Regions from separate parts of the Homo sapiens genome. Here region 1 is linked to region 2. Evidence: chromatin loops called from intact Hi-C (ENCODE). Cell type or tissue: GM12878. All regions are shown on one strand. Links, peaks and the distances in the headings refer to the core of each region. The heading gives the core; the rest is flanking DNA. Region 1 has its middle 22 kb from the start of ZBED1. Region 2 overlaps CD99 (CD99 molecule (Xg blood group)).

Region 1 (16,035 bases), core at 3,843-8,842, 180 kb before region 2:
GTCTATGGAAGATGTACATTGGTTCTGTCCGGAAAGGTGGCACAACTCGAGGCAGGGAGAGAGCCTGCATTTCATAGGCTGATAAGAGACAAATGGTTGCTTTCTTTCGAGTTTCTGATTAGCCTTGTACTGAAAGCACGATGTACAGGAATACTCACTTATGCCTTAGTCTGGCTTAGTGAAACAAGAGGGTAGAGGAAGCAATCAGGTATGCATTTGTCTCACGTGAGCAGAGGGATAACTTTGAGTTCTATTTATTTATTTTATTTATTTTAAGACAGAATCTTGCTCTTGTTGCCCAGGCTGGAGTGCAGTGGCGCGATCTCAGCTCACTGCAACCTCTGTACCCTGGGTTCAAGCGATTCTCCTGCCTCAGCTCCTCGAGCAGCTGGGATTACAGGCACCTGCCACCATGCTTGGCTAATTTTTGTATGTTCAGTAGAGATGGGGTTTCCCCATGTTGGCCAGGCTGGTCTCGAACTTCTGACCTCAGGTGATTGATCCACCTGCCTCAGCCTCCCAAAGTGCTAGGATTTACAGGTGTGAGCCACCACACCCGCCTTAACTATGAGTTATTTCTGTCCTTTGTCTACAAGGAATTTCCCTGTGGGGATATTATGAGGGAAGCATGTAGCTTTTAAACAAATCTTTGTAACTATCTTATTTTAGAATAGAATGGGAGACGGGTTTGCCCAAAACAGCTCCCAGATCGACTTTTCCCTTTGGCTAAGTGATTCTGGGATCCCGAGATTTATTTTCCTTTCACACATACATAATAGTTGTACAAATTTATGGGGTACATGTGAGATATATATATATATACATACATATACATATATATATTTTTTTACTTTACGTTCTGGGATACAGGTGCAGAACGTGCAGGTTTATTACATAGGTATACATGTGCCATTGTGGTTGGCTGCACCCATCAACCCATCATCTAGATTTTAAGCCCCGTATGCATTAGGTATTTGTCCTAATGCTCTCTCTCCCCTTGCCCCCCACCCACCCCACATGTGATATTTTGATATCAGCATAGAATGTGTCATGATGAAATCAGGATAATTAGGGTACCCATCACCTTAAGCATTTATAATTTCTTTGTGGAAATCACATTCCAATTCCACTCTTTCAGTTATTTTGAAATACACAATAAATTATTGTGAATACAGTCACCCTATGGTTTGGCCAAACACTAGACTGTATTTCTTTTATCCAACTGTATTTTTGTACCCATGAACCATCCTCTCTTAATCATCCCCTCCCACTAACCTTCCCAGTCCCCAGTCACCATCATTCTACTCTCTATCTCCGTGAGTTCAATTTTTTAAGCTCTCACATATGAGTGACGACAAGCAATGTTCTCTTTGACATTTTCCCCTGTCCTTCATTCCATCAAACAAACCTCATTTTACCATGATGCCACCATGATATAATAACAGCTGCACATGCAAAGCCATTGATTGTAACATGACTTCATGACCTGTGCATAAAAAAGCATGCTAGTGTAATCCCAGCACTTGGGGAGGCCAAGGCGGGTGGATCACAAGGTCAGGAGTTCAAGACCAGCCTGGCTAATATGCTAAAAAACCGTCTCTACTAAAAAAAAAATACAAAAATTAGCCAGGCATGGTGGTGGGCGCCTGTAATCCCAGCTGCTTGGGAGGCTGAGGCAGGAGAATCTCTTGAACCCGGGAGGCAGAGGTTGCAGTGAGCCAAGATCGTGTCACTGTACTCCAGTCTGGGTGACAGAGTGAGATTCCGTCTCAAAAAACAAAAAAAAAAAAACAAAAAAAAAAACCCAAAAAAACATGCTAGTTATGGCCCATCTTTGCTTGTGAAGGATAAAAATGATTATAAATTTTTCCCTTTCTGGCCAGGTGCAGTGGCTCATGCCTGTATTCCCAGCACTTTGGGAAGCCGAGGTGGGAAGATCACTTGAGCTCAGGAGTTCAAGACCAGCTTGAGTAACATGGCGAAACTCTGTCTCTCAAAAATACAAAAAATTAGCCAGGCATGGTGGCATGCATCTGTGATGCCAGCTACTTGAAAGCTGAGGTGGGAGAATCATTTGAGCCCAGGAGGCGGAGATGGCAGTGAGCCGTGACTGCATCACTGCACTCCAGCCTAAGCCACAGAGCGAGAACCTGTCTCAAAAACAAAAACAAAACAAAAAAGAAATGCTTCTTTTCAGCCTCAAGCTTGATTGGTCTTTCCTACTCTGGGCTTTAGACAAGGGATGGTCAGTTTTCTGAAGCTGTATTTATTCAAAGTTCTGCACAGTTTTACTTTAGCAAATTTCAGACAATGAACATTGTAGGGTTTTTTTGTTGTTTTTGACCTTTTGAGATCCTTAGTTTTGGAAGCAGCTGTGATCGTTTCAGTGACTATGTGGGCACTCATAGAATGTTTATATCTGAAGTGTCTGGTGTTGGGGGGGAGATTAAAGAGATGGTGTCTTTGAAATCTGTTTCTAAATCTGTTATCCAGTTTAAAATTCTCTTTCATTGTAACGAGCAGAAAGACAATAAGAACAGGTGCAGAGAAGGCAGGCTGTGTTGTTCTTTCTTCAGAGTGGGAAGCTTCGTAAGATTCAGGGGCTGGCAGTCACCAAACCCCACATAAACCTGTCTGTGTGCTTTCATTGAAAGTATACTTTAGGCTGGGCATGGTGGCTCACGCCTGTAATTCCTGCACTTTGGGAGGCCGAGGCGGGTGGATCACCTGAGGTCAGGAGTTCAACACCAGCCTGGCCAACATGATGAAACCCCATCTCTACTAAAAATACAAAAAATTAGCCAGACATGGTGGCAGGCACCTGCCATCCCAGCTACTCGGGAGGCTGAGGCAGGAGAATCACTTGAACCCAGGAGGAGGAGGTTACAGTGAGCTGAGATTGCGCCACTATACTCCAGCCTGGGCAACAAGAGCAAAACTTCGTCCCAAAAAAAAAAAAAAAAAAAGAAAATGTACTTTAAACAGCTAATGATGACTACATTTTTGTTTCAGCTCCAATGTATCTTTCTAAGGTCAGATTTCTTCCTTCCTTCCTTTCTCTTTCTCTCTTTCTCTTTCTTTTCTTTTTTTCTCTTCCTTCCTTTCTTTCTCTTTCTTTCTTTCTCTTTCTTTCTCTTTCTTTCTTTCTTCTCTTTGTTCTTTCTCTCCTTCTTCTTATTCTTTTTTCTTCTTCCCCTCCCTCCCTCCCTTCCCTCCCTCCCTCCGTCCCTCCCTCCCTCCCTTCCTTCTTTTTTCTTTTCCTTTCTTTTTTTTTCTTTCTTTCTTTCGAGATGGGGTCTTGCTATGTTAACCAGGCTGGTCTTAAACACCTGGCCTCAAGCAATCCTCCCGTCTTGGCCTCCCAAAATGCTAGGATTACAGGCATGAGCTACTGTGTCCAGCCTGAGGTTTCTGTCTTCATTCTCCATTGCATGCTTGTCCACCATAGAGTCTATTCAACTACATGTTCTGTAAAAGCATCATAATGGAAAAACAGTTTTTCTTTGCTTTACATTCCCATATGTTCCATGTATGAAATCCAGAAAAGGCTAAGTTCTCAGACATGATCTGCTCCTGTCGGAATTCTAAGGACTGAGGGAGAGTACATTATTCTCACATTCTAAGTCTTAAAGTCATTCTCAGTGCTTTCACTTTCAACATTTTTGTCTGAACGATGACCGCACGTTCATTTTTCAGGGTGCATTTTGGTCTCCAGTTTAAATATCCTATCTGTGAGGCCGGGCATGGTGGCTCATGCCTGTAATCCCAGCACTTTGGGAGGCCAAGGTTGGTGGGTCACGAGGTCAGGAGATCGAGACCATCCAGGCTAACATGATGAAACCCCGTCTCTACTAAAAATACAAAAAATTACCTGGGCATGGTGGCGGGTGCCTGTAGTCCCAGCCACTCAGGAGGCTGAGGCAGGAGAATCACTTGAACCCGAGAGGCAGAGGTTGCAGTGAGCAGAAATCGCGCCACTGCACTCCAGCTTGGGTGACGACAGAGCGACACTCTTTCTCAAAAAAAAAAAAAAAATCCTATGTATGTTCCATCTCTTCTTTATTTCTATGATATGGAATGTGACATGGTTTGGATTTGTGTCTCTGCCCAAAGCTCACGTTGAATTGTCATCTGTGGTGTTGGAGGTGGGGCCTGGTGAGAGGTGGGTGAATAACAGGGGTTGTTTCTAATGGCTTACCATCATCCCCCAGTGCTGTCTTGTGATAGAATTTTGTTTGTTTGAGATGTAGTTTTGCTCTTGTAGCCCAGGCTGGAGTACAATGGCACAATCTCCACTCACTGAAACCTCTGACTCCTGGGTTCAAGCGATTCTCCTGCCTCAGTGTCCAGAGTAGCTGGGATTACAGGCGCCTGCCACCAAGCCTGGCTAATTTTTCTATTTTTAGTAGAGATGGGGTTTCACCATGTTGGTCAGGCTGATCTTGAACTCCTGACCTCAAGTGATCCCCCTGCCTCAGCCTCCCAAAGTGCTGGGATTAGAGGCGTGAGCCACCGCACCCGGCCTCGTGATAGAGTTCTCAGGAGATCTGGTTGTTTAAAAGTGTGTGGCACCTTCTCCTTCACTCTCTCTCTCCTGCTCCACCATGTGAAGATGTGTGCGCTTCACCTTTCCCTTCACCACGACTGTAAGTTTGCTGAGGCCTCCCCAGGAGCAGAAGCATGTACAGCCGGCAGAACTGTGAGGCCTCCACAGCCATGCTTACTGTACAGCCTGTGAATCTGTGACTCAATTAAACCTCCTTTCTTTATGAAATACCCAGTCTCAGGTAGTTCTTTATAGCAATGTGAGAACAAACTAATACAGAAAGAAAATTTTTTCCTGATGAGAAAATGTCTGACAGTTTTCCTCAAAATTTGTATCGTTGTACAGATGTCCAAGTTGGTAGCTCAGGAAGTCTGTAATTACCAACAACATTCTTCATCATCGTCACTGTCATCACCATCATCATCATCATCCTCACTGTCACCATCATCATCACCCTCATCATCATCATCCTCACCATCATCATCATCCTCACCATCATCATCACCATCATCACCATCACCATCGTCATCATCCTCACCATCATCATCACCATCATCACCATCACCATTATCATCCTCACCATCCTCACCATCATCATCATCCTCACCATCATCATCACCATCATCACCATCACCATTATCATCCTCACCATCATCACCATGATCATCATCCTCACCATCATCATCACCATCATCGCCATCATCCTCACTGTCACCATCATCATCCTCACCATCATCATCACCATCCTCACCATCATCCTCACTGTCACCATCATCATCCTCACCATCATCATCCTCACCATCATCATCACCATCATCATCACCATCATCATCCTCACCATCATCATCACCATCATCATCCTCACCATCATCCTCACCATCATCATCCTCACCATCATCATCCTCACCATCATCATCCTCACCATCATCATCACCATCATCATCCTCACCATCATCATCCTCACCATCATCATCCTCACCATCATCCTCACCATCATCATCCTCACCATCATCATCCTCACCATCATCATCACCATCATCATCCTCACCATCATCATCATCACCATCATCATCACCATCATCATCCTCACCATCATCATCACCATCATCATCCTCACCATCATCATCACCATCATCATCCTCACCATCATCATCCTCACCATCATCATCCTCACCATCACCATCATCATCCTCACCATCATCATCACCATCATCATCCTCACCATCATCATCCTCACCATCATCACCATCACCATCCTCACCATCATCATCCTCACCATCATCATCACCATCATCATCACCGTCATCATCACCGCCATCATCCTCATACACATCATCATCATCCTCACCATCATCCTCACCATCATCATCCTCACCATCATCATCCTCACCATCATCATCACCGTCATCATCCTCACCAACATCATCACTGCCATCATCCTCATACACATCATCATCATCCTCACCATCATCATCACCATCCTCACCATCATCACTCTCGCCATAATCATCACCATCATCATCCTCGCCATCATCATCGCTGTCGCCATCATCACCATCATCATCCTCACCATCACCATCACCACTGTCACCATCATCATCACCATCATCCTCATCGTCACCATCATCATCACCATCTTCATTATCACCATCACCATCATCATTATTATCACCAAGCTTAAATGCTTGCTTTGCCCTCTTTTCCAGAGACTCTTGACCTCTGGTTTTACTGTGTGTACCAGAAAAGTCTTCGTAATTATGTGGCCTCTGATTGTTTTTTCTAAGAGAGTAAGAGGAATCACGGTGGACGTATTCTGCCTGAATGTGTCAAAACCGTGCTAAGAGCTCTGAACATGAATATTAACATTGGGTATTTACTTTTCCTGTTCCTACGTGTCTGTTTTTTAAAAAAACAATTTTATCATGGACATTGAGGATGATACGTTGTGGTGCAGTCAGGTATTTTCCTTTATAGAAAGAGTCTATTCCTCTATAGAAGAGTCTATCAGACAGTTAGCTTCGCTGGATATACACTTTAATCTTTGTGTTTGCTGAAGTGGGCAGGAGTTTAAATATCTGCTCAGTTCTTTCAACATCACACTGATGGATTCCTCTTGGTTCTCTGAGGTCTCCCCACACATGCATAATCCAGATGACCAAATATTTGGGCAGCGTTCAAATCCAGACTTGGAGTTCCCTTAAACCGTTGCATATTCCCCTTTTAAACATTTCCTCCTCGTGTTGCAGGGTCTCTGGCAGCTGCCAGCTCTCTCGTGACTCTTCAGGCTAGTAAACCTGCAGAAGTTCTCACTTCCCCAGAATTAAGCGACTTTGGGAAGCCCCCTGCAGAAAGGACGTGCAAATGCTAATCTTCACAGGGCAGTTCCCCATTTGTCAGAGAGTTCCTCTGCCCACATTTCTGCCTGTTTGGGGCCAAGGGTCTTCACATCGTTTTTTAAAAGGCTTCATCCAGAGTTTATCCTTGTGATCTCCGGGACGTTCTGTCCAATACACACTATTCTTCAACGACTGGAAGTGAGAGTCGAGAATTAAGAGCAACTTTAAGGATTCAGATTTGCCAGGCACAGTGGCTTATGCCTGTAATCTCAGTATTTTGGGAGGCTGAGGTGGGCAGATGACCTGAGGTCAGGAGTTCGAGGCCAGCCTGGCCAACATAGTGAAACTCTGTCTCTACTAAAAATACAAAAATTAGCCGGGCATGCTGGTGCATGCCTGTAATCTCAGCTACTTCAGAGGCTGAGGCAGAAGAATCACTTGAACCCAAGAGGTGGAGGTTGCAGGAAGCCAAGATCGTGCCACTGCACTCTAGCCTGGGTGACAGGGTGAGATTCTATTTCAAAAAAAAAAAAAAAAAAGGAGAAAAAAAAGGATTCAAGTTTCAAGTGGTCAAGCAAGAGAAGGCTTTGGCCTCAGAATTCGAGTCTCAGCACTTTCATCTGTCATGAAAACATTACGTCATGTCTTATGACTTAGCTCCTGGTATGGCGAGGCCTTTGAAGTGAGATGATTTGAGAGAAATCTCACATTCTAAATGTGAGGTTTTTAAAATTACATAAGTAATATTATATAAAATATCGGTCATAATGATTGTATGCAGTAAGTGCTCAATAAATACTAAATGTGATTTTTGTGATGTGCGATACATTTCAATGCTTCACTTTAAAAATTGGTCGAATTACACTTGTGATTATTTTACTATTAAAAACAAAATGTGCCGGGCGCAGTGGCTCACACCTGTAATCCCAACACTCTGGGAGGCCAAGGTGGGGGGATCACTTGAGGCCAAGGTTCAAGAGCAGCCTAGCCAATATGGTGAGACCCTGTCTCTACTAAAAATACCAAAATTAGCCGGGCATGGTGGCGTGCACTTGTAGTCCCAGCTACTTGGTAGGCTGAGGCAGGAGAATCGCTTGAACCCAGGACACGGAGGTTGCAGTGAGCTGAAATCATACCACTGCCCTCCAGCCTGGGCAACAAAGCAAGACTGCATCTCAAAAACAAAAGCTAAAACAAAACAAAAGAAAACAAAAAACCCCACAAAATGCGATTATTATTATTACACAGAAGTTTGCTCATTGTTAAGCCTTCTCATACTCAATATTGGATATTTTCTCCACCGTAATAACACCAGAAACCTATTATCCACTGTTTCAATAAGGAAATTAAATCACTTAGAAGTGTTTCGTTTTCAAAAATCTACTGACGCGTTTCTTAAGTGTGTGTAGGACATAATGATTTTCTCCTAAAATGTACAGCATGGGAAAGAGGCCGGGGGAAGGATAATTTTTTAGTGAAGAAAGCTGACAAACACCATCTCGACCAGATAACTGAGGTCAACATGCACTGTGAGAAGTCTTGTGGTTGTGAGAGTGTGTACCCTTGTTAGGATATGACGAGAAGGGCCTGTCCAACTTGTGGTCGTTCCCCCAAAAAACCCACAACCCGCATCTTTTTTTTTTTTTTTTTTTTTTTTTGAGATGGAGTCTCACTCTGTCGCCCAGGCTGGAGTGCAGTGGCATGATCTCGGCTCACTGCAACCTCTGCCTCCTGTGTTCAAGCGATTGTCCTGCCTCAGCCTCCCGAGTAGCTGGGATTACAGGTGGGCACCACCATACCTGGCTAATTTTTGTATTTTTAGTACAGATGGGGTTTCACCATGTTTGTCAGACTGGTCTCGATCTCCTGACTTCGTGATCTGCCCGCCTCGGCCTCCCAAAGTGCTGGGATTATAAGGGTCAGCCCCCACGCCCGGCCCCCAAACCCCATCTAATCATGAAGAAAACATCAGAAAAGGCCAGGGGCGGTGGCTCACTCCTGTAATAATTAAAAAATTAAAATTAAAAAAATCAGCTGTGGGCATGGTGGCGGGCACCTGTAGTCCCAGCTACTCAGGAGGCTGAGGCAGGAGAATGGCGTGAACGCGGGAGGCAGAGGTTGCAGTCAGCCGAGACTGCGCCACTGCACTCCAACCTAGGCGACAGAGTGAGACTCCATCTCAAAGAAAAAGAAAGAAAACATGAGAAAAATCCCAATAAAAGGACTTCCGTCAAAAGGCTTGCCCAGTGCTTTTCAAAGCTGTCCAGGTCATTCATCTGAATCAAGAAACGTCTGGAAAACTGTCCCAGCCAAGAGGGAACCCAGGTAGAAGTAATAACTAAACACCCTGTGGAACTGTGGGGCCTGTGAAAGGAAACTAACCCGGGCCCCGACAAGCTGGGAAGTGCCCAGGGCAAATCGGCCTCTCATTTTATTCAAGGTCACCCCTCTGCTTACTGAGATAGACGCATATTCTAATTGCCTCCTTTGGAGAGGCTAATCAGAAACTCAAAAGAAGCAACCATATGTTTCCCACCTACCTGTGACCTGGAAGCTCCCTCTCTGCTTCCAGTTGTCCCCGCCTTTCTGGAAGGAACCAATGGACTTCTTACATATATTGATTGATGGCTCATGTGTGCCTAAAATGTATAAAACCAAGCTGTGCCCCGACCACCTAGGGCACATGTCATCAGGACCCCATGAGGCTGTGTCACAGGTGCGCATCCTTAACTTTGGCAAATAAACTTCCTAAAATGATTGACAATTGTCTTCTAATTTTCTTGACTGACAGACCCTGGATGGGATCCTAAACATTAGAAAAAAACTAAAGAAATCTGAATAGGGTATGGGCTGGTTAATAGTAATGTATCAAGAGTGGTTGGTTAATTGCCACAAATGCACCGTACTAATTGAAGATGTTTATGACGGGGGTATAAAAGAGCTCCTTGTGGTATGTTTGAAACTTTTCTGCAAATCTGAAATCATTCTGAAACAAAAAATGTAACTTAAATCGACATTAAATGTCAAATTGCACTCTGTTAAAGAATCAAGATTAAGATTCAAGTTCCTCTCAATAAACTACAGATTAAAAACCCCTCAAAGGGCCGGGCACAGTGGTTCATGCCCTGTAATCCCAGCACTTTGGGAGGCTGAGGCAGGTGGATCACCTGAGGTCAGGAGTTTGAGACCAGCCTGGCCAACAAGGTGAAACCCCATCTCTACTAAAAATACAAAAATTAGCCATGTGTGGTGGTGTGTACCTGTAGTCCCAGCTACTCGGGAGGCTGAGGCAGGAGAATCGCTTGAATCCGGAGGTGGAGATTGTAGTCAGCTGAGATCGTGCCGTTGTACTCCAGCCTAGAGACAAAGCAAGACTCTGTGTCAAAACAAAAACAAAAACAAAAAACAAACAAACAAAAACCCTCCAACGATCTCCTCAATCTCTTCTAACTCTATGCATGAGAATCTGTAAATATTATAGCAGCAGGCAGCATTACAGAGCCCCAAAAGACCTATGTTCGTTCAACATGCCCTGATTCACTATTTCGCCCAAGGAGACTCTGATAGCAGAGGCGACATGTCAGTTCATCTTTTATTCAATGCAGAAGTGTCCCAGATTGATTCTGTCTTCAGAAACTGTGCTGACTGCAATACTCTAAAAACTGAGCCTATACCTGGGTAAGCTGGTTTTCTGTGAAACAAGTTTATAGGAGAAGCATCACAGATCACCCAGTGTTTAAAATATCACTGCATTCAAATATCATTATTTAAAAGAAATGAATACAATCATCATAATAAAAATGCAATCTTTCCAGCATGAGTTTCTGGGGAATCTGCATATTTTTGATCCTCTTGGGTCCTGTGTCATCCTCCCTGACACGGAGATAACATTGTAAACGTGAGGTTTTTGAAATTACGTAAGTGATATTCTGTGAAATATCAACCATAATGATTGTATGCAGTAAGTGTTCAATAAATACTAAATGTGATTTTTGTGATGTGCGATACATGTCAACGCTTCACTTTAAAATTGGTGGAATTACTCTAATAATTATTTTCCCATGAAAAATGTGGTATTTAGCACTTTTATTGGCATCTTACACACAGTGTGTCTGTTATTCCCCCAGACATTGTAGGTTAGTCTTCGCTTCCCTCCCATTTCCTCTCCTCTCCTCCCCTTTCCTTTTTCCTCACTCTCTTCCTCCCTTCCTCTCTCTCTCTCACCCTCTCTTTCCTTCTTTCTTCCCTCCCTCCCTCCCTTCCTTCCTTCTCGACAGGGTCTTGCTCTATCACCCAGGCTGGAGTGCAGTGGCACACTCACACCTTACTGCAGCCTCAAACCCCTGGGGTCAGTTTGTCTTTCCATCTCGGCCTCCTGAGTGGCTGGAACTATAGACAAGCACTCACCATACTCAGCTAAATTTTTTTATTTTTTGTAGAGCTGGGGGTTCTCACTATGTTGCCCAGGCTGGTCTTGAACTCCTGGGCTCAAGCAATCTTCCCACCTTGGCCTCCCAAAGCACTGGGGTTATAGGCATGAGCCACTGCACCCAGCCTGGGTGATAGAGTTATTTTTTTCTTATATTTCATCACATATCCATGCCTGGGTTACCTTCCATAGTGTTATTTTACCACAACGACAACAAAATTCCTTTAAAAATTTTTTTCTAGAAATCCATAAATACATATGTCAACAAAGTTAAGCTGTTGAGTTAAGCCTAGTTAGGTGAAGGTTTGCCTTAGAGGTAGTGTGTTTAGACTTGACTTGGGAAAAATAGACACATATTGGAGGAATCCTCTGGAATTTAAGGGCACGGAAGAATGTTGGTGATATGGTTTGACTGTCCCCACCCAAATCTCATCTGAATTGTAGCTCCCGTATTTCCCACGTGGTGTGGGAGGGACCAGGTGGGAGATAACTGAATCATGAGGGCGGTTTCCCCGATACTGCTCTTGTGGTAGTGAATGAGTCTCAAGAGAACTGATGGTTTTATAAGGGGAAACCCCCTTCACTTGGCTCTCATTTTCTCTTGCCTCCACCATGTAAGATGTGCCTTTCGCCTTCCACCATGACTGTGAGGCCTCCCCGTCACGTGGAACTGCGAGTCCATTAAACCTCTTTTCATGATCAATTATCGGGTCTCCTCAGGTATGTCTTTATCAGCAGAGTGTGAACACAGTTGGTTTCCTGGTAATTTGCAGTGATAGCCAAAGGGTCTGTGCAGTGCATAGACACATATTTCTAGGGCAAGAGGGCAGGGGCTGTGCACACACAGATGGGTGTAGCAGGAAGAAGGTGGTGCAGGCAAGCTGAACAGTGAAAGAGGATTTAGTGCAGGGACTCTTTACTGAAGTCTAGCCAGAATGTTAGGGAAAGCATTCAGAGATGGTGCAGAACCTGCAGGCTGGGAAACAGGAGCGCTCACCCCCAACTCGAGAATGATGGCAAAGGAAAGAGAGAGAGGCTAGAACCCAGCGAGGGAGAACTCAATGAACAACGCCACCTGACAGGTGCTAGGACACTGGATTAGAGGAGAAAGCCAATGTCAGATGGAACCCAGGGCTAAATCCCTCCAACTTTACTCTCCTCCTGTCTCCAACCTCAGTGGCAATTCCCCAGGGTCAGAACCAAAAATGGCAGCCAGAAGGCAAGAGAACCCTATGGATGTAGTATCTGTGAGTCATCCTCAGCCTCCTTGCCTCCCCATTCCCCCTGCCACTCTCCCCTGGGTTGAGAAGGTTGGAGAAGTGTACAAAGTGGGTCAGAGAAACAAAAGGAAGAAAGTTGGCACAAGCATTCAAGAAAAGTGATAGCAGGTATAGGAGAAAGGGATGTGCCATGCTTTTGTACCATTGAAACATTTTAATAGGGGAACAAAAAACTCTAATTAGTATGTGACAAAGGAAAAACAGAAGGGACTGAGGAAGGCGGGGAGGGAGAGCGTTTATTCATTTAGCAGAGATGTCTGACTGCCAGGCGGACGCAGGACCTGAAAAACACCCAGGGACTGTAGTGAATCAAACTCAGCCCTGTTTGTTTCGAATGCACTCAACGTTAGCCCCGACTCCGGCGAGATTTCATCGTTTTGGGAAAGATTCGTTGGCATCCTCTCTAAAAGCATTTGCCCAAATATGTTTTTAGAAAGCAAGCACGTTTTTTTCCCCTTGGATCACTACATGAAAAAATACTTGGAAATAGTGCTAATATGTGAATGTAATTAATGTCACTGCATGGTACACTTAAACATGATTAACACGGGGCCCCGGATGTTTTATATATATATTATCATAATTAATACATATTACATTTTAGCATCCTTTACCTCCCTCCACGTATTAGTCCATTTTCATGCTGCTGATAAAGACATACCTGAGACAGGGTAATTTATTTTTTATTTTATTTATTTACTTATTTTTTTGAGACAGAATCTCCTTCTGTTGCCCAGGCTAAAGTGCGGTGGTGCGATCTTGGCTCACTGCAACCTCCATCTCCTTTGATCAAGCGATTCTCCTACCTCAGCCTCCCTATTAGCTGGGATTACAGGCGTGCAGCACCACGCCTGGCTAATTTTTTTATTTTTTAGTAGAGATGGGGTTTCACCATGTTGGCCAGGCTGGTCTCAAACCCCCAACCTCAGGTGATCTGCCTGCCTCGGCCTCCCAAAGTGCTGTGATTACAGGCGTGAGCCACCATGCCTGGCCAAGACTGGGTAATTTATAAAGAAAAAGAGGTTTAATGGACTCAGAGATTCACGTTGCTGGGGAGGTCTCACCGTCATGGCGGAAGGCGAAAGGGATGTCTTACATGGCAGCAGGCAAGAAAGAAAATGAAAGTCAAGTGAAAGGGGAAACCTCTTATAAAACCATCAGATTTCATGAGACTTATTTACTACATGAGAACAGTGTGGGGGAAACCGCCCCATGATTCAATTATCTCCCACTGGGTACCTCCCACAATAAATGGGTATTATGGGAGCTATAATTCAAGATGAGATTTAGCTGGGGACACAGCCAAACCATATCACCCCCAAAACACAAGACACACAAATGCATAGACACAAACAGACACACACACACTCAAGGATTTAATGATTCTATTTTTTGAATGTGTGTTTACTTAAACTATACTATTAATCTTCATACAAACTAAATTTGTTCTCACCTTTTCTGGAAGAATCACATGATCAAAGATTTGAGTTCTCCATGAGAGAATAGGGGGAAGAATTCACACCACAATTCCCAGCCTAATATCAGAATATCAGACATCCAACTAGAAGCTAAGGTGCTTTTCCTGAGGCAGTTTAGTCATGAATGGATGTTTGTTTGTTGTCGTGTTTATATATAGCTTCTACCCTACTTTATTCTAAAATGGCCATGGCATTGATAGCTGAAAATAATGTCTGAACCTCTTTAAAAAAAATGTCTTTCCAAGTTTTAAATGCATTTACAGCCCAAGGATTGCAAGATTCTTGTGAATTGGTTTGGCAAAGATTCCCCCAGGCATTGCACCGTCATGGCTGGGTCACCTTCCAGAGTGCTGTTTTCAAATCATTGGTTTTCTTTTACAATTTTTCTTCTAAAAATCTATAAACATATGTTACCATATGTCAACAAAGTTAAGCCATTTAGTTAGGCCAATTAGGTAAAGCTTTGTATTGGCAGCAGTATCACTACAGGTGATTGGGGAATAGGTGAGAATTGGATAGAGAATGGGTCAACATTTTCAGAGTGGAACTACCAAACATAGAAAGAAAACCCAGGCCTTTCTCCATGATTAAAGACTCATCACTCTTGGTGAGTTTATTTTTATTTTTATTTATTTATTTTTTTTGAGACGGAGTCTCGCTCTGTTGCCCAGGTTGGAGTGTAGTGGCACAATCTCAGCTCACTGCAACCTCCACCTCCCGGGTTCAAACAATTCTCCTGCCTCAGCCTCCCAAGTAGCTGGGACTACAGGCGCCCGCCACCACGCCTTGCTAATTTTTGTATTTTTAGTAGAGACAGGGTTTCACCATGTTGGCCAGGCTGGTCTGGAACTCCTCACCTCAGGTGATCCACGTGCCTCAGCCTCCCAAAACGTTGGGATTATACGTGTGAGCCACTGCGCCCAGCCCATTGGTGAGTTTTATTAATGGTGCTTTCCAAATGTTTCCTCTGCATGGCTGTATATCTATTGAGGCTAAAACTGACATAAGGTTTGAAAATTTACTAGAATGGGCCAGGCACAGTGGCTCACACCTGTAATTCCAGCACTTTGGGAGGCTGAGGTGGGTGGATCACTTGAGGTCAGGAGTTCAAGACCAACCTGGCCAATATGGTAAAACCCCGTCTCTACTAAAAATACAAAAATTAGCCGGGCGTGGTGGTGTGTGCCTATAGTCCCAGCTACTCGGGAGGCTGAGGCAGGGGAATCGCTTGAACCCAGGAGGCAGAGGTTGCAGTGAGCCAAGATCGTACTACTGCACTCCCGCCTGGGCGACAGGGTGACACTCTGTCTCAAAAAAAAAAATTACCTGGGTGTGACGGTGTGCACCGGTAATCCCATCTACTAGGGAGGCTGAGGCAAGAGAATTGGCTTGAACCCAGGAGGCGGAGGTTGCAGTGAGCCGAGATCATGCCACTGCACTCCAGCTTGGGCGACAGAGCGAGACTCCATCTCAATAAATAAATAAAAACATAAAATTACAAAAATTAGCCAGGTGTGGTGGTGCATGCCTGTAGTCCCAGCTACTTGGGAGGCTGAGACAGGAGAATCGCTTGCACCCGGGAGGCAAAGGCTGCAGTGAGCCGAGATGGCGCCATTGCACTTCAGCCTGGACAAGAGCGAGACTGTCTCAAAAAAAAAAAAAAAGCCTGTCATGGTGGCTCACGCCCGTCATTCCAGCACTTTGGGATGCCGAGGCTGGTGGATCTCGAGGTCAGGAGATCGAGACCATCCTGGCTAATTTGGTGAAACCCTGTCTCTACTAAAAATACAAAAATTAGCCAGGCTGGTGATGTGCACCTGTAGTCCCAGCTACTCAGGAGGCTAAGGCAAGAGAATCACTTCAACCCAGGAGACAAAGGTTGCAGTGAGCCGAGATCATGCCACTGCACTCCAACCTGGGTGACAGAGTGAGACTCTGCCTCAAAAAAAAAAAAAAAAAAAGCATA
Region 2 (16,035 bases), core at 850-5,849:
AGTGGCACGATGTCGGCTCATTGGCGTTGCACAGTTTTTAAACCCACAGCAGTGTTCATCTGGAACTCCTGATTTTGGAAGCAGACTGGGCTTAGGAACTCCAGCTGCTGATGCTTTGAGTAAAGGGAAGAGTACCTGTCTATGGGGTGGGTGGGTAGGGAAGAGCAGTGGGATAGGGGCATAACAGGGGCCAACCTATCCTTCCAATTGCAGAGGAGGGCCTGGCCGTCAGCACTGATGGATCTCCTTGAGGGACGCTTCTCACCCCTTCTTTGCAGTCTGACCCTGCTAGAGATGGAGACAGAAACAGCCTGTCCCAATAATATTAATACACGTTTCATCGGGAAAGTTGACTTTTGAGTTGGTGATGCTCAGAACACACTTTCTTATAGCAACGTGCATCAGGCTGCAAAACCCCGTTGAGCCTGAAGTAGGTTCTCAGACTGGTGCTGATAGCTCTGGCCTGATCTCAGAGTGTTGGGGACCCTGTGTTCCTTGGTTCCTTCATAAATTCTCAGGGGTACAGGTGGGATGTGGTGAGGGATGGATGGACAGAGGGAGGTGTATAGAGGAAAAGAGGAGGCTTCAGCTTTGTAGAGAGCAGGATGTCCCCACAGGGCGACGTTGGCCCCGAGGAGACACTTTGTGATGGTTGCAGACATTTTTGGTTGCCACCCTGGGGTGGGACATCCCACCATCCTGCAATGGGTGGGGCAGCTTAGGGAAGCTGCTCAGAATCTTTCAAGGGCCAGGACGGCCTCCAGCACAAAGAATTCATCTGGTCCCAAATGCCAGTGGTGTTGAGGGTGGAAAACCCTGAGGAGGGCTTGGGAGTTGCATGTATGCGCTGATTCAGGGCTGCCCCTGCAGTTAGGAGCCTGCCGTCCCGACAGTAGAGTCGCACACATCCGATGCATCCCTGCTCTCTGGCAAAGGCTGATTTGCCCCACCCCCCGGGGCAACGGCACAGCGGCCTGTGCGGTTTGAAAAACTCCAAACATCTACGGAACCGACATCTCTTGAACAATACCAGGCCTCTTCAGGATTCCCTCGCCCCAGTAGAGCAAGTGTGGGCTTCGTTGTTTTTTTTTTTTTTTAACTCTCTCCAGAGCTCTTGTCTCCTGCCCCTGTGGGTGTGTGTGGAAGTTATTAGGAGAATGTTTCTGGGCAGAGGAAGTGGGTTTTATCATCCAGCGAGTTTGCCTTGATTTTCCATCAGCGCGTTTGGCTCTGGTAAAAGTTGATTGCTTTGCATTTAACTCCCTACTTTAGGCCGAGCACGGTGACTCAGGCCTGTAAATCCCAGCACTTTGAGAGGCCGAGGGCCGGTGGGTCACATGAGGCCAAGAGTTCGAGACCAGCCTGGCCAACATGGCAAAACCCCGACTCTACTAAAAATACAAAAATTAGCCGGGCGTGGTGGTGAGCGCCTATAATCCCAGCTACTCAGGAGGCTGAGGCAGGAAAATCACTTCAGCCCGGGAAGCAGAGGTTGCAGTGAGCTGAGATCGTGTCACCGCATTATGGCCTGGGTAACAGAGAGAGACTCAGTCTCAAAGAAAAAAAAAAACTTCCTGCTTTAGCTCTTTCTCCTTTCTCTGTGTATGAGACAGAGTTTTCATGTAAAGACAAATACATGTCTTTACACTTTGGAGATACTCAAGTAAATGATTGTTTGTCTGGAAATCATTTTTCTTCCTGAAGGTCCTATGGTGGGTACATGCTGTCATTTAGAAAGAAATGCAGCTCATACAATACTTTTCCCAATTCAGCATTTAGGAATCATGGCGGGATTTCATGGATACTGTCTGGAATGTTTTCGGACTCAGATATCTTCCCCCGGGGAAATAGACTTCTCAGTAGCCACGTGGACCTTGTGCTGGTTTTCAGTCCTGCTGAAAATGTTCTGAGCACTCTTGTTACTTTAGGGGAAAAGAATTACGTGTCCTTTGTGATTTATAGACACAGTAAGAAATAAGACCTGTGTGTCTCTCGGGGTGCGAAGGAGGAAAAGTCTTTTTTTTTTGAGATGGAATTTTCCTCTGTTGTCCAGGCTGGAGTGAAGTGGCACGATCTCAGCTCATGGCAATCTCTCCATCTCAGGTTCAAGCAGTTCTCCTGCCTCAGCCTCCCAATTAGCTGGGACTACAGGCATGCACTGCATATCTGGCTAATTTTTGTATGTTTAGTAGAGAAGGGGTTTCACTATGTTGACCAGGCTGAAAAATATTTTTTTGAGGTGGGGTCTCTGTTGCCCAGACTGGAGTGCAGGGGTGCAATCAGGGCTCACTACAGCCTCCACCTCCTGGGCTCAAGCAATCCTTCCACCTCAGCCTCTGTAGTAGCTGGGACTACAAGCACACACCACTGTGCCTGGCCACTTTTAAATTTTTTTGTAGAGACAGGGTCTTGCTATGTTGCCCAGACTGAAAAAAAAGTCTTTTTTTTTTTTTTGAGACAGTGTCTCACTGTGTCACCCAGGCTGGAGTGCAATGGCAGGATCTTGGCTCACTGCGACCTGTGTCTCCCGGGCTCAGGCAATTCTCCTGCCTCAGACACCTGAATAGCTGGGAATACAGGCACATGTCACCACACCTGGCTATTTTTTGTATTTTTAGTAGAGACGGTGTTTCACCCTGTTGGACAGGCTGGCCTCAAACTCCTGGCCTCAAGTGATCTGCCCACCTTGGCCTCCCAAAGTGCTGGGATTACAGGTGTGAGCCACCTGAAAAATCATTGTAAAAATCAACTGTCCTACATTCTTATTTGGAAGTGACTCCTCTAACCAAAGACAGGGAAAAACAAACCAAACTTTATTAACATGCGTTTTTCATTGATACATGAGAGATACCTAGAAATGGGTAGTTTTCAAGGAAGTGGCTTGGATTCTAGCTGCTCTAGTACCCTCAACAAAGAACAGTCCATTTTTAGAGAATTGGCAGAGAAAGACAAAGGACTTTGAGTCTTCAGGGGCAGCAACAAAATGGCAGAGAAAGGCTGGTTATTGAAGCTTGTTCATTCTGAGTCCTGTGTTCCATGTCCCAGGCCCATGTGGATTTTCTGCTGTCTTCCGTGCTTCACCTCTGTTCTCCCAGTTGGGGAGGTGGGGTTCGGATTGCTTGTGAATGTGGGCTCATCGTTGCTGGTGTAGCTGCAGGCTGCAGGCTGTCCAGGGCTTGAGGATTTGCTGATATTCTTTCTTTTCTTTTCTTTTTATTTTGAGATGAAGTCTCGCTCTTTTTCCCCAGGCTGGAGTGCGATGGTGCGATCTCGGCTCACTGCAACCTCTGCCTCCCAGGTTCAAGCAATTCTCCTGTCTCAGCCTCCTGAGTACCTGGGATTACAGGTGCCCGCCACCACACCTGGCTAATTTTTGTATTTTTTTAGTAGAGGTGGAGTTTCACCATCTTGGCCAGGCTGGTTTCGAACTCCTGACCTCAGGTGATCCGCCCGCCTCGGCCTCCTAAAGTGTATTCTTTTTTGATTTATTCCCAGTCTCTTGGCTGAAACATGGTAGCTCACCAGCATTTCTACTCCCATTTGTCCAACTGACGGTATCTTTTCACATCTCTAGAGACCAGAAGGACTTCCTCTTCTTGAATTTCCTGTTCAGTATTCTTTCTTGGCTTGGTTCCTTGGTGAGTTTTGAGGAGATGGTGCATGGGTGTGTTTTTCGGCTTTGTTTTAGTATGACTCAGGGTTGCCACCATGCCTTGTACGGTCTCCTAGTCATAGTATTAAAGTTTCCGCTTAGCAGGAAACCAGAAACTTCCTTTCTTCTCCCCCAGAGTCAGATTCAAACCAGTGTTTCTCAAGTGGGCTGTGAAAGTAGCTTGCAGCCACCCACCTTGCAAAGAAGAAAATTCAACAGAGGAGAGGAGAAAATGCCCACAGGGTACATGGAAAGCCTTGCTAAAGAAGCCGCATGGGCAAAGCTTTTGTTCCGCTCCCTCTGTCCCGGTGGGCTGGGCTGAGATATAATATATGTTTGTCATTGTGGACGGCAGCTGGATGAGTCTGAAAGCGGTTGCAAACCCCTTTAATTCACTTTGCTTTCTCAACTTTGAATGGTGTCGTGGGCTGGGGTGGGTCCCCTGTTTTTGAGAATCACCTGAAAGAGTCTGATTTTCTGCATCTTTTCGGGGAGTAAAGCTGTTGCTCCAAAGCGCTGTTTAAAAGCTGATAATAGTGTATCTGGTTGAGCTAACAGCCCTTCTTGAGGAGGCAGCAGACTGGCCAGAGGGTTCTGCAGGCATTACTCATCAGCGACACCTGAGTTTGCCCAGGTAGCCTGACTCTTGTTTGTTTCTGCTTTGCCTGACCCTGCAAAATTATTGTCCAAATGCACCCTGGCAAGCATTGATCCACGAGGGGATGCTGACCAGAAGGAGCTTTCGTTTCTGCACGATGGACTGGAACACGATGGACTGGAATGATGACAAGAATAAACACACTGCATTGTCTTTTAGGGCCAATGGACTTGGAGGCATAGAGATTTTATAACTACTGCCAGAACCCAAATATTGCCAGTCGGCCTCTTCTGCTGCTGTTGCTAGCTGTCTTCTTCTGGGGGAAATGGGTTGGGTTCTAAATATGAATTAACACAGGGCTGTCTTCGATGAATTCAGCACAAAATGTTCTCAGCAATTGAACACTCGGAGAGAAGTGTTAGGCATTTAGTGCAGACTCATAGAATAGCAGGACAGGGAGGGATTTGGATCTGGGCAAGCAGGAGATGGATATGAACATCTGTCTTTTGAGACCGTGCCGAGGTGGCAATGAAGGTAGAGGCCCCCTGTGTTGAGGTCTTTACTCAAGAGGCTGTGGTCCTTTGGGACTAACATAGCATCCGATAGACAGACAAGATGGACAGCTACAGCCACCTATGGGAAGCGGTTTCTACTCTTAAACCACAAGCCCCTAGACACTCATCATATCATAAACATATCACCGGGCAGTGGCTTGCAATCTTTTTTTTTCTTTGTTTCTTTTTTTTTTTTTTTTTAGACTTGCCCAGGCCGGAGTGCAGTGGCACGATTGTAGCTCACTGCAGTCTTGACCTCCTGGGTGCAGGTGAATCTCTCACCTCAGCCTTCCAAGGAGCTGGGACCACAGGCATGTGCCACCCTCAGCTAATTTTTAAAATCTTTTTGTAGAATCGGAGTCTGACTACATTGCCCAGGCTGGTCTTGAACTCCTGGGCTCAAGCAAACCTCTCGCCTCAGCTTCCCAAAGTGCTGGGGTTACAGGCGTGAGCCACCATGCTCAGCCTGCAATCATTTTTTTTGAGACAGGATCTCACTCTGTCGCCCAGGCTGAAGTGCAGTGGTGTGATCTCAGCTCACTGCAGCCTCGAACCCCCAGGCTCAGGTGACCTGCCCACCTTAGCCTTCTGTGTAGTTGGGACTATGGGCACATGCCACCACACTCAATTAATTTTTACCTTTTTTGTAGATACAGAGTTTTGTTCTGTCGCCCAGGCTGGTGGACATATTTTAATCCTACAGAGTCCAGGCTAAAAACACACCAGTAACTGTGATGCCCATCCCTCCTGCATTCCTGATTTCTGAGTGATGGTTTCAGACACAAACCTGCTTGACCACCCTCCAGTAGCTCTTGCTGACCTAGATCCGAGGTTCTCAGCTTTGGCCCCATTGCGGGAAGCTTGGAAACGTCACTCTTGCCCAGGGTTACCTGGGTAGTCTGGTTTATAGACGTGTTAGGTGTTTTAATTTTTTTTTTTTTTTGAGACAAGATTTTGCTCTGTCACCCAGGCTGGAGTGCAGTGGTACAGTCATAGCTCACTGCAGCCTCAACCTCCTGGGTTCAAGCAGCCCACCTACCTCAGCCTCGAAAGAAGCTGGGACCACAGGTGCACCTCACCATACCCAGCTAATCTTTTCTTTCTTTTTGTTTTTTTCTTTTCTTTCCTCTTCTTTTCTTTTCTTTTGTTTTCTCTTCTCTCTTTTCTTTCTTCTTCTTCTTTTTTTTAGACAGAGTCTTGCTGTGTTGCCCAGGCTGGAGTGCCTTGGTGCAATCTTGGCTCACTGCAACTTCCGCCTCCCTGGTTCAAGTGCCTCTCTTGCCTCAGCCTCCTGAGTAGCTGGAACTACAGGCACGCACCACCACGCCTGGCTAATTTTTGTATTTTTAGTAGAGACGGGATTTCACTATGTTGGCCAGGATGGTCTCGAACTCCTGACGTCGTGATCTGCCCACCTCGGCTTCCCAAAGTGCTGGGATTACAGGTGTGAGCCACCGCGCCCAGCCTTTTTTTTTTTTTTTTTTTTAAATTACAGAGTCTCACTCTGTCACCAGGCTGGAGTGCAGCGATGCAATCTTGGCTCGCTGCAACCTCTGCCACCCAGGTTCAAGTGATTCTTCTGCCTCAGCCTCCCTCAGGCGTGAGCTGGCACGCCCAGCCAAATTTTTCATTTTTTGTAGAGACAGGGTCTCCCTATGTTGCCCAGTTTAGTCCTGAACTCCTGAGTTCAAGCCATCCACCTGCCTTGGCCTGGCAAAGTCTTGGGTTTATAGGCGGGAGCCACTGCATCCCGCTATTAGGAATTTTTAAAAAGCCCCTCGGAGGGTCTTCATGTGTGGCTGAGTTGTCAAGAATCATTGTTATTTTACTAGATATTCTGTTTCTTCCCTCCTACATGAGATTTCCCATGACCGCCTCTCGGATGTGAATGTCTATGCCATGGATTACATTTTTCAAAGAGCATTCAGTTTGTTATTTCATCTTCAGCGAGCCCTTAAGATATTTCTCATGGGCCTTTTGTAGATAAAGACACTGGGGTCAGAGAGTTCAGGAGCTTGCTGGTGATCACATGGTCAGCATGGGGAAAAATGCATGTGGACATGAGTTCTGTTGGTGGTGAGACGTGGGCACAGGGGTTGCTGGGCTTGGGAGTTGGTGGCTGCGTGTGTGGGCTGAACAGAGCTCCCCAGGCACGGCCTTGTGGACCTTGAGGGATGCCTGCCTTCACCACTAGTGTGACTTGAAGGGGAGGAGAATGTCCTGAATCAGTGATGGGCATTTTGATATGGAAGAGAACTCCCTTGAATCCTGGTGGTGAACTTAGACCAGTCACTGAGGCCTCTCCAGCTCCTCAGGGTCTCCGTGTTCTAGGTATCCATGTGTCCTTCCATCCATTTATCCATCCATTTATGCATCCATGCATCCATCCAGCCATGCATCCTCCTTTTATCCATCCATCCATCAACCCATCCTCCCATTCATTTACCCATCCATCCGTTCGTCCATCCATCCATCCATCAACCCATCCTCCCATTCATTTACCCATCCATCCATTCATCCATGCATCCATCCATCCATGCGTGCATCCATCCATCCATTTATCCATCCATCCATCCATCCATCCGTCGTCCCATTCCTTTATCCATCCGTTAATGCACCTGTCCATCCATCCATCCATTCTCCATTCATCTTTCCATCCATGCATCATCCATGCATCCATCCTTTTAGTTCATCCAGCCACTCATCAATTGATACATCCATCTGTCCACCATCCACTCATCTATCCATCCATTCACCCATCCTTTCATCAATTTACCCATCTACCATCCATCCATTTATCCGTTCACCCATTCATCTATCCATCTGTCCATCCATCCACCTATCTGTTCATCCATCCATCCATTCATCTATCCATCCATCCACCTACTCACCCACCCACCCATCCATCCACCCACCCAACCATCCATCCACCCAACCATCCATCCATACCTCCATCCGTCTACCCACCCACTCATCCACTTAACTACCCATCCATCCACTTATCCATGCATTCATCCATCCATCCACCTACCTACTCACCCACCTAAACTCATCTATCCACTCAACCATCCATCCACCTATCCACCCTTACCTCCATCCATCCCCTTACTGCCCATCTTTCCACTCATCCCATCCAACTACCCATCCATCCACCCAGCTGTCCACCCAACCATCCACCCACTCACTAATTTATCCACTCACCCACGCATGCATCCATCCATCCATCCATCCACCCACCCATTTACCCACCCACCCATCCATCCACTTACCTGCCTGTCCATCCACCCTCCCAGTCCATGGCTCTTTCATGTATTCCTTCAGCCAGCATAGGTTGAAGTTAAATGTACTATTGGTGCTATTTGCTGTGGTCCCTGTTTTTTGTTCTCTGCTTTGGAGGTAACAACCAGGGCATCAATTTGGGCATAAAAGCACCATTGTGGATGGAAGGCCTGGATGTCTGGAGGCACAGAGCAGGGACTACACTTGTTCAGGGGGTCAGAGAGAGTTCTCCCAGGAGGGGCCCTCCCTGGACACTGAGCTTCCAAGAATGAGCAGAGGAAACCAGGTGTAAGGAAGAGGAAGGGCCTCTTCTCAGCCTGGTAGACAAGCAGTAAGAGTGATGATGGGGCAGCTGCAGTTCATCTCAGACTAGAGGAGCTGCAGGGGCCAGATGGTGGGCAACCTCTGTTGCCACTGCTGAGGAGTGCAGATTTAAGCTCCCCTGAAGGGTTTGACGCAGACAGCTGTGCGGGGACGCTTAACCTGCCTAAGGCCCGTCTTTGGGTAACAGCATGCAGAACAGGTGGGAGGGGCTGGGGCTATTTTTGGCAGAGCGTGGATAAGTCAGTGGAGATAGAAGAGAAGGCACAAGCTATTTTAGGAGATATTGAGGAAGTTAAAATCTGTAACAGGTCCCTGCCTGCAGAGTTGACCACACGTTTGCATCACATGGGTAGGCTTTAAAATATAGATGCCTGCATCTCACCTTGGAAAGTTTCTGATTTAATTAGCCTGGGCATCAGGACTTAGGAAAACCCCACAGATGTGTGTAATTTGCTGCTGGAGTTGAGAACTGGGGTGCGGAGCTGTGCTCCTTAAACTGTAATGTGCTTACAGATCACCTCTGGTAATACTTGTGAGAAAGCGCTTCAGGTGGGCTAGGGAGAGGATCACGGAGGGCTTCCTGGAGAAGGTGACATTCTCCCAGGGCCTTGAGGGGTGAATAGACATTTTCCAGGTTCAGAAAGAAGGAATGGGCTTTCATGGCCAGGTAGAGGATCCAATGAGGCAGACGAGGGGCCCAAATTCTGTGACCCCCTACCCCTACCCCACCCCCAGGATGCCCCTGTATCAGTCCCATGGTGTAACAACCAAATTCACAAGATGCTGCAGAGGGGAAGAGATTTTAAATTTTCTGAGAAAGACAATGATATATTTTGGACACCATGAGAAATACTGTTATTAACTTGTTTTAACCTAGGTACACGCAATCTTCATCATTCAGTGATTCTGTATTTGTGACTTGCCTGCTTACTAAAATGTATTTGTCATCCCCACATCAATATTCCTGGCATTTAATTTTTTTATTTTAAACTTTCATTTTAGGTTCGGGGATACATGTGAAAGTTTGTGACTTAGGTAAACATGTGTCATGAGGTTTTGTTGTACAGATTATTTCATCACTGTGGTATTAAACCCAGGACCCAATAGTTACCCTTTATGTTCTTCTCCTTACCCTCGGCTATTTTGTTCATGCACAGAACGGCAAAAAAATTGAACTTTTTTTTTTTATTTTTTTTGGATGGAGTCTCCCTCTTTCGCCAAGGCTGGAGTGCAGTGGCGTGATCTTGGCTCACTGTAACCTCCGCCTCCTGTGTTCAAGTGATTCTCCTGCCTCAGCCTCCCGAGTAGCTGGGATTACAGGCATGGGATTACAGCCACCACGCCTGGCTAATTTTTGTATTTTTAGTAGAGACGGGGTTTCACCGTGTTGGCCAGGCTGCTCTCAAACTCCTGGCCTCAAGTGATTCACCCGCCTGGGCTTCCCAAAATGCTGGGATTACAGGCGTGAGCCACCACACCTGGCCAGAATTGAGCTTCTCAATAGCACATGTTCTCAGCTGAGGTTCAACAAAGCCAGACCCTGCCTTCTCGGGCCAGCGCGTACTGTCAACAGGGTTCTTTGCAAGGTCTATTTGGTGTCCCGTGTTTTGTGTTTTCGTGCTTTTTGTCAGTGATTTTGCGCTTTCAAATATCCCCAAGTCGGTGCTGACATGCTACCTAGCGTCCCTAAGTACAGGAAAGCTGGCATGGTCTCACGGGGAAAATACACATTTGATGAGCGTCATTTAGGCACGAGTTATAGTGCTGTTGGCTTCGAGATCAATGTGAGTGACTCCACAATGTCTATTCACTGCGGTGTCTTTAAACAGAAACCCACATAAAACGCGCTTAGGTAGTGATTGGTTCATGACCTCTGGGAACGTAGTCCTGTATTTACGTGGGAGCAATAGTTCACTATTCGCTAATTCAGTGTTCGCTGAGACTTTATAAAACGTAACTGCTTTGAATAACAAAGCTGTAATTAACAAACCGAGCTGTTAAGTGTGTGTGTGTGTGTGTGTGTGTGTGTGTGTGTGTGTGTGTGTGTTGGCCTCACATCATTTTACAGAGACACACAGGGCTCTGTGAACTGCTAATAGTTGGGACCGGCGGAGGGGTTATTTCAAGCTAGTCCAAAACTGCAGGGCAGAGACCACTTTGAAAGGAGATCAGCAGTCGGGGAGTGGCTGGGATGAAGTTGGAAAAAGTGCTGAGGCCCCTAAGTCAGTTTCCGGTGTTTCCACGTTAGCCTTGGGGGGTGATCACTCAGTTTCCTGTAGGGATGGGATCTGGGCTGGCATCTGCCTGTGGAAGGGGTGACAGGGACGGAGAGCAGGGAACCCCGAGCAGCCCTGCCTTGCTGTTGTCTGAGCCTCAGAACTCCTGAAGGCGGGGTCCTTCAGCATCACCCTGGAGTTTGTTAAAAATGCAGGCTCATGAGCCTCACCCCAGACCACAGAACGAAAATGTCTGGGGGTGAGACCCAGGATTCCACGTCTCCCCAGGTCCCTCGCAGGGCGATTCTGAGAACTGCCGGTGTGAGGCGTGCTCAGCCCAGCCCAAACATTCACACCATTCTTTGGCCTCTTGTAAAACTTGGCGTAGCTCAGGGGACGTTCCCAGAGTTATGGCACACGAACAAAAGAAAGTTTCCCACTTCTTACCAAACATATTGTAAAATTACAGGAAAGAGCTTGTTCTTTCACGTCTATACCCTTGTGCCGTCGTCCTAGTTAGGATGAAGCCGAGATGTTACCTTGTACCTTAGGCCACCGCAGACAAGGAAGTATATGCAGTTTAACCACCTGCATATAATCTTTTTCTTTTTTCTTTTCTTTCTTTTTTTTTGAGACAAAGTCTCATTCTATCACCCAGGCTAGTGTGCAGTGGCACAGTCTCGGCTCACTGCAACCTCCATCTGCCAAGTTCAAGAGATTCTTGTGCCTCAGCCTCCCAAGTAGCTGGAACTACAGGTACACGCCACCATGCCCAGCTAATTTAGCAGAGATGGGGTTTTGCCTTGTTGGCCAGGCTGGTCTCGAACCCCTGACCTCAGTGATCTGCCTGCCTCAACCTCCCAAAGTGTTGGGATTACAGGAGTGAGCCACCATGCCCTGCCTATTTTTTGGAGGCAGGGTCTCTCTCTGTTGCCCAGGCTGGAGTGCCGTGGTGCAGTGTCAGCTCCCTGCAATCTCAACCTCCACAAGCGCAGGCCATCCTCCCGCCTCAGCCTCCCAAGTAGCTGGGACCATGGGAGTGCGTCACAACACCTGTCTAATTTTTGCATTTTTTGTAGAGACGGGGTTTCATCATGTTGCCCAGGCTGCTGTTGAACTCCTGGGCTCAAGCAATCCTCCCACCTTGGCCTCCCAAAGTGTTGGGATTATAGGCGTGAGCCACTGTACCCGGCCACCTATGTATAATTTTCAAGCTAAGAAGACAGAGAGACGAGTTTAACTATTGCTACAGACATGAAGCCCTTCCCTTTCCATAGTTTGCTAGCAGAGAGTGTTTCCAGGGCCCGGCGGCCACTATCACCCACTGCGTTCATAGCTTTCCATGGGGTGAACAGATTGCGCTGGACTCAGCGGTTAAATCTAAAGTGTAGGATGTTTGGTGAACTCGGAGTTCCTTGCACTTGTCTGTGATCTGGCACATTGTGTTTTCTGTACTCAGATATGCAGTCACTGGCACACATCCTGTTACTGACGGGAAGCTGGACCCAGCACTGGAGTATTTCTGAGACTATGACACTCTGGTGTATTCCTGAAACTATTTATGACACTATTAAGCTCTTTTCTGTAATTTTACAATATGTTTGGTAAGATCTCAGCGCCAGATTTTTTTAAATGATGTGTTTATTTCTTTTAATTGACAAATACACATTGTATGTGTTTATGCGGTTGCACATGGTGTCTTGATGTATGTATCCATGGTGAGATGGATTTAAATATGCATGACCTCACAGACTTTGCAGCACTTTTTTGTGTGTGGTGAGAACACTTATTCAGAATGGGCTCCTTTAGTCGTTTTCAAATATTCAAGCCATTGTTACTAATTGCAGTCGCCATGGTGTCTCTGAGCTTTCCTGAAGTTATTTGTCCTGTCTCATGGACGCTTTGTGCCCTGTGACCGATCGTCTGCCCGGTGTTAAATGACACATCTTGAAAAAGAGGACAATACTTCCAGAGCGATTCGGTTTTATAGCAACAGAAAAGTAAGGGTGTTTTGACCATTTGAATAAAATAGTAAAATGAAATGTATCAGCTGCCTCCTGCTATTCCCACACAGGAGGACTTCCGGTGCTTGCTCCAATGTGGAGGCATTTTCTCTTGCAGCATTCTGAGCTACAATTATCTCTAGGCTGGGGACCCTTCCCGAGGCCCCCCAAACCTGGAATGAAAGTTTTTAGGGTCAGACCATGTGACTGGTTCCACTCGACCTCCAAAACGTTAAAAAGAAAAAAAAAAAAAGAGCCGGGCGCGGTGGCTCACGCCTGTCATCCCAGCACTTTGGGAGGCCGAGGCGGGCGGATCACGAGTTCAGGAGATCGAGACCATCCTGGCTACCACGGTGAAACCCAGTCTCTACTAAAAATACAAAAAAATCAGCCGGGCGTGGTGGTGGGCACCTGTAGTCCCAGCTACTCGGGAGGCTGAGGCAGCAGAATGGTGTGAACCCGGGAGGCATAGCTTGCAGTGAGCCAAAATCGGGCCACCGCACTCCAGCCTGGGTGACACAGAGACACTCTGTCTCAAAAAAAGGAAAAAACAAAAAACAAAAAACGCTTTGCCTTTGCTTGGCATCAGAGGACTCAGCAGCAAGTAAAGAGCACACACGTGCCCTCTGCACCACCTCCTCCTCCTTTTCTACAATGTCCTGAAAGTTTCGTGTTTAGTGGGCTTTGGAAAAGGGTGTGGAAAACCAGCAGGAGCAGATGAGTACTGGAGTGGCCAGCAGCAGGTGTGAACACCCTGGGGTGATGCTGGGGCTGAGTGAATTGGACATTTTTCAGCAGGGACACCCAGGCCAGTGGCGGGTCTTCATCCTCCCACCCTTAATGGAGATGAACGGCATTATTGAGAAAGCTGCAGGCACACACAGAGCACTGCTTAAATGATGTCCCTGGCTGCTGCTGTTACTATGTAATGATTGTGTTATTCTTATGAAAATCTGAAAGTTACAGGAATCTTGGAACTGCCTAATTTTTTTTAATTAATTAATTAATTTATTTCGAGACAGAGTCTCACTCTGTCGCCCAGGCTGGAGTGCAGTGGTGCGATCTCGGCTCACTGCAACCTCCACCTCCCGGGTTCAAGCGATTCTCCTGCCTCAGCCTCCCAAGTAACTGGGACTACGGGCGTGCACCACCACGCCTGGCTCATTTTTAATTTTATGTGAAACACCTGAATGATGTGATGATGGGGTTTAAGATAACCCAAGTGTTCGGGCGCGGCGGCTCACATCTGTAATCCCTGCACTTTGGGAGGCCAAGGCAGGCAGATCACTTGATGCCCGGAGTTTGAGACCAGCCTGGCCAACATGGCGAAACTCCATCTCTACTAAAAACACAAGAATTAGCTGGATGTGGTGGCACATGCCCATAGTCCCAGCTACTGGGGAAGCTGAGGAAGGAGAATCACTTGAACCCAGGAGGTGGAGGTTGCAGTGAGTTGAGATCATGCTACTGTACTCTAGCCTGGGCAACAGAGCAAAACTCTGCCTCAAAAGAAAAGAAAAGAAAAGAAAAAAACAGCAAAAAGAGAACCCAGGTACTGGCTCTCCTCCTGCGTTTGCCCCGGTTGAGTGCATTCCTGCATTAGTGCAAGCCTTAGTCACGTTGCAGAGGAACTCACACACCCCATGTGGCCTCGGGGACTTCACTCTGGGTTCGTCCTGTTTTTTGAGTTGCCTGGCTGATGAGAAAAAGTAAACATGGTTTGAATCAGTAGAAAGTGTCTTGTCAGACTGACTCATGCCATCTGTCGTCCGTTCCGCCTTGCCCTGATGAGCCATTACCCTGTCCCGGAAACATCTGGAGCTTTGAGAGGGCCGGGTGGAAACAGCAGTGGCAGTTGGGGGTTCTGCTGAGGGTCTGGTCTCTTTGCAAATTTGCAGAGAGGCTGAATGCCGTAAACGTGCAACACAGGCACCTGAGTTCTCCACCAGGCTCCTTCTCTGAGGGCATGGTTGCAGCTCTTGCTGGGTGGGTTTTGTTGGTGTTTTCTTCACATTTGTAGCCCCGGAGGTCGTTTTCAGGAGCAAAAAGGCAAGTGGGGGTGTCTGCTGTGAGCCCGCAATTTCCTGCCTACCACCTGAAAGCTCAGGGAATGTGATGAATTGGGAGATGAATCCTAGGCAATAAAGAGAGCAGTGGACTGAGTTAGGAGACGATAGCTTCATTTACAGAGATTCCTTTACTGACTGATGATCATTGATTGGGTTTGCTTCCCCATGAGGCTTCAAGCCAATAGCACGTGCATTTGCATCCATTTATATACACCTGGGGGACTGCCTTCCTCACACACACCTGGGGGACTGCCTCCCTCACACACACCTGGGGAACTGCATCCCTTCACATACATAGGGAACTGTGTCCCTCACACACCTGGAAGATTAGCCTCAGAGGTGTCTGCAGTACCAGATTCCACCAGGGAGTGAACGTCTGATTATGGGTGATTCAGGGTGCCCACGTCTATATGAAATCGAGAGCGGGTCACCTCCCTTTCCTCCCTACTCTCTGTGGGGTGGTGTTTGGGGAGCTGTCTTAAGTGTTAGTCACCCGAGGAGAAAATGGTGAGGGTGGGACTCTGTATCTGGGAGAAAGGAGACCTTGGAGGCAGGGGACAGACTGACAGAGCCTTGAGCGATGGAAGCTGAGGTCGAGGGCCCAAGGTCGATGATAGAATGCTTGGGGTTGTCTCTCCTCTGGTGTCCTTGTCCTTCAGGCATCCTGGAGTGACATTGAAATTGTTTCAATTAAAAACTGTAGAAACAGCACAGAGATAAGAATGGAAGACAAGCTCCAAGTGCGGGGCTGAGGCGAGTTCTCCAAGGACTAGGGCTAAGGGCAGAGGGTGGGAGAAGGGGAGAAGGGCGTGAGGGGCATACTGTGTCCTTTGCCACCCACTCTCAGACTTGTTGTCTTGGACCTCCGTCGGCTGAGCTTGGGGTCCGGGGAGCAGTGGGTTTGGACACTCAGTGGTGACGTCAGCCGTAGTCCTGAAGCAGAGGGGAAGTTGGCAATCCAGGCTTGCCTGGGGGTGACACTGGTGGCGGGAGGGCCTGTGCCCTCCCCTGTAACTGGGTTTGTGTGGGGTCCATGGGGGCATTGGGGTCAGTGGAAGGAACATGAAGTGAGCCAGAGCATCGTCACTGTGGCCTCTGAGGGCAGGTGGAGCAAGAAAAGGAGGAAGCTTCTAAGTGACACCTGGTCCCAGCTCAGTGGCTATGACCAGGGAAGTCATGTGGAGGAAAAGGCTGGTGGACTCTGAGGGTGATGGAGGAGGATGGGAGGGGCAAGCTAGGCTGGGGAGGTGGCAGGCCATGGACACACACCAGACAGACACACATGTGCATGCACACATACACAGGCACATACATGCATGCACACTCATGCCATGCATATA

The links. A loop is a pair of places that touch in the nucleus more often than their neighbours do. Peaks named below come from ENCODE experiments on the same cell type or tissue, not always from the same donor. Only the 100,000 strongest peaks of a DNase experiment are listed, where the experiment ranks them.
Region 1: a loop joins it to region 2, with 2.1 times the contacts of the local background. A loop is called at or near these places in 2 of 110 quality-filtered maps.

Annotation. Positions count from the first base shown.
Region 1 is chrX:2,514,711-2,530,745 of GRCh38, forward strand. No RefSeq gene overlaps it. Among named protein-coding and RNA genes, the nearest start is that of ZBED1, 22 kb to the left of the region's middle. In GM12878, for the core only: no CTCF peak of the experiment used is centred there; DNase peaks (open chromatin) are centred at 6,871 and 7,463; H3K27ac peaks cover 2,412 bases.
Region 2 is chrX:2,693,198-2,709,232 of GRCh38, forward strand. All of the region lies in intron 1 of CD99 (CD99 molecule (Xg blood group)), which reads left to right. Among named protein-coding and RNA genes, the nearest start is that of CD99, 9.9 kb to the left of the region's middle. In GM12878, for the core only: no CTCF peak of the experiment used is centred there; DNase peaks (open chromatin) are centred at 3,694 and 4,884; H3K4me3 peaks cover 1,211 bases; H3K27ac peaks cover 1,465 bases.